2 separate regions of the Homo sapiens genome follow, and region 1 is linked to region 2. Evidence: chromatin loops called from intact Hi-C (ENCODE). Cell type or tissue: mammary epithelial cell. All regions are shown on one strand. Each heading gives the region's core, and the rest is flanking DNA. Links, peaks and the distances in the headings are about the cores only. Region 1 holds the start of ATL1 (atlastin GTPase 1). Region 2 overlaps ATL1 (atlastin GTPase 1).

Region 1 (2,916 bases), core at 265-2,764, 59 kb after region 2:
TAGGCGACAGAGCAAGACTCCATCTCAAAAAAAAAAAAGTTTATAGCCAAAGGAAATTCTGCGCAATAATGATCCAAAGCTTCATAAAGGAGAAAAATTTTAATCCTCAGAATACATTTTCACATGCTTCTGTTAACAGGGTGGAGACAACAATTCATGGAGACTGAGACCAAAAGTGACTTGAATATACGCACCCTAATTGTGTGTGTTCAATAAATTCCTATTCTAGAGGCCAAGAGAACGGGTGGAAAGGGGATACACTGCAAATGCTTACTTAAATTTCAGAAGAAGGAAATAAAACTTATTGCAATAGTCAGGTAGGTCTGTTAAAACTGAAGTTTCATGATCTCAGAAAATGGAACCACTTTCTCTTAAACTCAGCTAAGTCATGACAGACCTCCCCGCTCCAACTCTCCATGCCTACCACAAACCTTGGATAATCTCCCAAATGTAAACCTTGTCTACCGTATCCTGTGACCATTAGAACAATCAGAGGCAAGGAGATACACGGTCTTTTGATTAAAGTAAACTGAAATAACCAATTAAAATTTACATTTGTGCCTCTCGCTCAAATAAACAGTTATAGAAGAGCTCTCACTGAGATGTGGAACAGAATCAAGCAGCTCTGAACTTTTCAAATAATAACAACTGTTATTTCCAAATAACAATTTCTAAATAACAAGCTGATGAACAAAATATTTATTTACCCACCAAGCCACAGTAGCCTGAGACATTCTCTGGTTCAGATAATAAAATAAATGCCTTAGAGGGCTTTCGTTCCTAAGATGCTGGTGAGTTTAGCACTGTGACTGCAAGAAATCGGGAACCTACGACAAAAAGACGCCCAGCCTGCCCACACTAACCGTCCAGAACTAGGTCTGGAGCAGCAAGGCGGGCGGGGCCGCGATTTCTTCCGCATCGCTGCGCCCGTTCTTCTCCGCCTGCGTGAGCACCGCCCACCCACTCGCGGTGTGAACATACTGGGTCTCGCCTCTCCTTTCCCCTCCCCTCGGCCTGGTGCTGAATCATGAGCCCAATGTCTCCAAAAGGTAAAATCAAAGAACAAAGCCACCCTTGGGGCTGGTCTGAATGGGGTACCACGTCGGGGTGGGGCAGAAGGCTGGAAACCACAACTTTGCTCTCCTTCTTCCCCAATTCCCCCACCCAACCCCCAAATTAAGAGGAGTACTGCAGTGCTCAGGAATTCCCAAGAGGGTGGCCCTTCTCCCAGTTGCTCGGTCTGCTACCGTCCGTCCGGGACCCGGCGCGCTCCGCCTCATTGTTCCAGCGCGCCGCCCGCCGCCCGCCGCCGGGAGCCCGCGCCCTGCAGAGCCAGCGAGTTGGCGGCTCCCGGGGAGGGGGGTTGGGGCTTGGCCTGCTCTAGATCCCCGACCCCTCGCCCCTCTGGGGCCGAGTAACAACAGCCCCCTGCCCACCCCCATAGCCTTCCTCCCAACCGATCGCTAAGGCGGAACCCACAAGTCCCCGGAGGCGCCTGGTGGGTGCTGTCCAAATGCTGGGAGGAGGCGGGAGGGGGGTGGGGAAGAAGGAGCTGGAGGCCCGGCCTGCGCGAAGCTGCAGCCCTCACCCCGACAGCGCGATTCGGTGACGCGGGTACCGCTCGGCCATGGTTCCTCCGCCCAAACAGGGAGCGGCTCGGCTACGGCCCGTCTCCCAGCCGTGGACGCAGGCACCTAGCAGCCCTTGGCCCTCCCTGTCTCCACAGAAGCAGAAAGTGGAGGGCCAGAAGACCCCGTGCAGGCTGCAGAAGTTCTCATTTGCTACTCACCCCAACTGTTTCTGTCCCTGCGGTTCTTGGCCATGGTGGTCCAGGAGCTGGTGGCGGTGAGGCGCTGTCACTGCGCTCGCTGCCTTCTCCGGGGCCGCAGGTTGCTGGCGGTGGGAGGCTCCGTGCCCGCGCTGGGCGCAGTTCGCTCAGACTCTGAGGATGTTGCTGTGGCGCTGGTGGGAAGGAGTGGGGAGGAAAAGGGAGGAGAAAGCAGATGAACCAAGCTCAGCATCACAAGCCCGAGTTCACACAGATACCAGCGTCACACCCTCCCTACCTCAGTCCACCCCCAGACCGTGAAGACAGTGATAGACCACGTACCGCAACATTTTCAACGGAAAACACAAACAAATAAACAGCACCCCCCTCGAACACACTCTCAAAGAATTTAACAGCGTTATCAGAAATACACAAACCGATATACTGCATGATTCTGGATGTTCAAATACCTGTTTCAAGCACGGTTATACATTAGTACAAACAAGCTGGCAACATTTATATAGCCAAAGTAGCTAAAATAATGTGCATTTATCTACGAGGCACCCATTTTTTTTTCCATTTTAAAAGCAAGGTCATGTTAGTAAAGAGGGTATCATGCATTTTTGTATATGTATACTGAGTAGTTTGTCTTAAAATTAGAATAGCAAAATTTATATCAAGAAGATCAAGATAAATGAAAGCTGTAGATTCATTACGATCTGTAACTCAATATCCACTGGGTAAAATTTCCCACTAGATTTGCAAAGATAAGGTCCAGACCTATAGTCCAATAGCAATTATTTGAGCTGAAATCATACTACATAGTCTGGGTATGGGTGGGCCCTGGCAGCCATAAAGGTTGCAGACAATTTTGAAAGGAAAAGAAAAAAAATAAAAATACTTTCAATCTTTCCCTTTTCACTGCTTTCTCTCTGCTACAAACTTAGTTGTTTTCAGTAACCTGGAAACACTGTCCCTTTATACTACCTCAACCTCAAGATACCATCATGCCGTCCCTTACAGTTTCCTTCTGCCATTTGGTTGTTACTCACACTCTGTACTGATCGGTTCTTAGGAGATCACTGCCAGCCTCTTAATTACCAGATCCATGATCTCTGCTAATTCCTCATGGTAAGCAACTCCTCACG
Region 2 (2,916 bases), core at 303-2,802:
TTCTCCAGGATATATACGGGTTGGTAAAAAGTATTCAGTGCTGGTAAAAAGTATTCAGTGCTATCTAAGGAAGGTAAACAGGTAAATGCAAATTTAAAATAATTCCACTTCATATTGGCTCTTGGTGCAGAGAGTAAGAAATGGGGAAGTATTTTCTTCAGTAGGAAGGTATCCCCTTGGGGAAAATCTTCAGAATTATGAAGGTAAAATTCAGAATAGACCATGGACCCTGGGAAACACCCCATCCCCCCAAAAGACTTTTCCAACTCTTACATTCATATTTCAAAATACAGCTCCCTCAAGATAAAAGGGGACAATAATGTTACCTATATGTAGTTTCCTCAAAAGAATAATTTCAGAAAGTAAGCTTTCTGAAAGGTTTTGAAAAAGCTTTTTAGAAAGGATTTTTAAAATCCTTTTTATAGATTCCTCGTACCTTTGCTCCCATATTATCGGGTCTATAATTTTTGTTTATAGGAATTACGATCCAATATATGTCAAATCTATCCCACGAATGCTCTAGAAATGAGAGTGATACCTTGAAGTACTCCACCAGACCCCGGCAGGTGATTTTATTCCCATTGATCTCTTTAATATCTAGGCTCTCGGGACTAAGTAGCCAAGGAATCAGTATTTTCAAGTTTTTGATGAATTCATCATCTATTTCTACAAGTAAAAGCAAATCCATTATTATTTTTGGAATCCTTCCCAGTCCTCCATGCCACAGAATAAAACATCCTTTGATCTCCCCCATTTCCTCCCCAGTGATAATGCCATCACTCACTTCCCCATCATTTAAGCGACTCCTGAAACCTGCTCTTCTCACAGTGAATGATTCTCCTTGCCCAAATTTCCACTCCCGTTTCATATGTATCTTGTCTTCCACCTATAAGTTAGCTTTCTTGATATTATAAGTTAGCTTGCTTGATTTTACATGTATGCTTTGTATGTAGCCCATTCATATAACCAGTTCAAGTTTTGTTTTTGCTTTTTTGTTTGTTTGTTTTGAAATGAAGTCTTGCTCTGTCGCCCAGGCTGGAGTGCAGTGGTGCAATCTCAGCTCACTGCAACCTCTGCCTCCTGGGTTCAAGCAATTCTCCTGCCTCAGCCTCCTGAGTAGCTGGGACTACAGGCACACACCACTATGCCCAGCTAATTTTTGTATTTTTAGTAGAGGAGGGGTTTCACCATGTTGGCCAGGATGGTCTTGATCTCTTGACCTCATGATCCTCCCGCCTCGGCCTCCCAAGGTGCTGGGATTACAGGCATGAGCCACCGTGCCCAGCCATAACCAGTTCATGTTTTAAGTCTTGTTTGTGGTTTTATATATATAGGCTCATAAATGGGGAAGAGACCAGATTTTTACTGGCTTATTATAATGCATTCCCTCCAGAAAATGTATCCAAAAATTGCTCCGTGCATAGCGTGCCCACCTTCTAAGAACTGTACAAAACTGGGTAAGCTGTGGTAACTGGACTGCAGAGTTCAAAAAGATAGTGACAATGATGCTACCTCTAGTGGTGGAACTCAGCAACACAAAATAAAATAGCAAGAAAAGGCCACTTAAGCAGATGAGAGGTAGTATGAGTATGTAGTTGTCATGTTTGATATAATTGATTACACATAACCCAAGCTGTAGCAGTAGGTTAAAGCTTAACATTACAGACTTAGCAAAGTAATATAGAAAACAGATCACGAGAGAAGTCTTCTGAACACAGGGACAATTTCTTAAATTGTTATTTCAAATATATGGAAAAATTGGGGCCGGGTGCAGTGGCTCCCACCTGTAATCCCGGCACTTTGGGAGGCCGAGGCAGGTGGATCATTTGAGGTCAGGAGTCTGAGACCAGCCTGGCCAACGTGGTGAAATCCTGTCTGTATTAAGATATAAAAATTAGCTGTACACGGCTGGGTGCAGTGGCTTACGCCTGTAATCCCAGCACTTTGGGAGGCTGAGGCGGGTGGATCATGAGGTCAGGAGATCGACACCATCCTGGCTAACACGGTGAAACCCCACCTCTACTAAAAATAAAAATAAAAAAAATTAGCCAGGCGTGGGTGGCATATGCCTGTAGTCCCAGCTACTCTGGAGGCTGAGGCAGGGGAATCGCTTGAACCCGGGAGGCAGAGGTTGCAGTGAGCTGAGATCACGCCACTGCACTCCAGCTTGGGCGACAGAGGGAGACTCCGTCTCAAAATAAAAAAAATTAGCTGTACATTGTGGCACATGCCTGTAGTCCCAGCTACTCGGAAGGCTGAGGCAGGAGAATCGCTTGAACCTAGGAAGCGGAGGTTGCAGTGAGCCAAGATTGTGCCACTGCACTCCAGCCTGTGCGACAGAGCAAGACCCTGTCTCAAAGAAAGAAAAAAAAATATATATATATATACACACACACACACACACATACATTATATATATATGGAAAAATACACATACTATGTAAAAAAGCAAGATCTGTCCAGTGACTTGCTTGATTTCTAAGTAAATTCAGTAACTGCCTGTAATTTTTAAAAATCTAAATTTTAGCAGAGTTAGAGTTTTCAGGCTTTGGGGTTGGTGATTTTGAAGGCCTTAAAGATTCAAAACTTAAGACTGTGTTTGCATTTTCCCCTTTATTATAGCCCCAGTTATAACATTGGGGCTACATTGAAATACTATTTTATGTTAGAATTTGTTTTCTTTACTTCTTTTATAACACACACAAGCATGATGCTGGATATCTTTCCAAGTTATTTTGTTTCATGTTTTGTGCCACTTTGAAATTCTAGTGACCGTGATTTACAGGTACTTGCAGTGGAGTTTATTCACTTATTTTGCTGTTTGCATTGTACCAATTTTCACTGATAATTTTGCTTTGTACTATATATAGATTTATTATTGTGGTTTGCTTTTTAGTTACTAGTATTCACTGGACT

The links. Peaks named below come from ENCODE experiments on the same cell type or tissue, not always from the same donor. Only the 100,000 strongest peaks of a DNase experiment are listed, where the experiment ranks them.
Region 1: it touches region 2 in a loop (5-fold over the local background); 4 of 110 quality-filtered maps call a loop at or near these places.

The regions. Positions count from the first base shown.
Region 1 is chr14:50,559,173-50,562,088 of GRCh38, reverse strand. ATL1 (atlastin GTPase 1) reads right to left here and starts at 1,944. Exons shown (of 14, transcript NM_015915.5): 1 at 1,790-1,944. The coding sequence starts at 1,823. It also overlaps a transcript of MAP4K5 not described here. RefSeq lists a silencer at 1,250-1,609 and an enhancer at 1,351-1,850. In mammary epithelial cell, for the core only: a CTCF peak has its summit at 1,785; DNase peaks (open chromatin) are centred at 1,088 and 1,558; H3K4me3 peaks cover 2,038 bases; H3K27ac peaks cover 2,096 bases.
Region 2 is chr14:50,618,349-50,621,264 of GRCh38, reverse strand. It overlaps ATL1 (atlastin GTPase 1), which reads right to left. Exons shown (of 14, transcript NM_015915.5): 9 at 539-666. Among named protein-coding and RNA genes, the nearest start is that of SAV1, 48 kb to the left of the region's middle. In mammary epithelial cell, for the core only: a CTCF peak has its summit at 1,515; no DNase peak of the experiment used is centred there.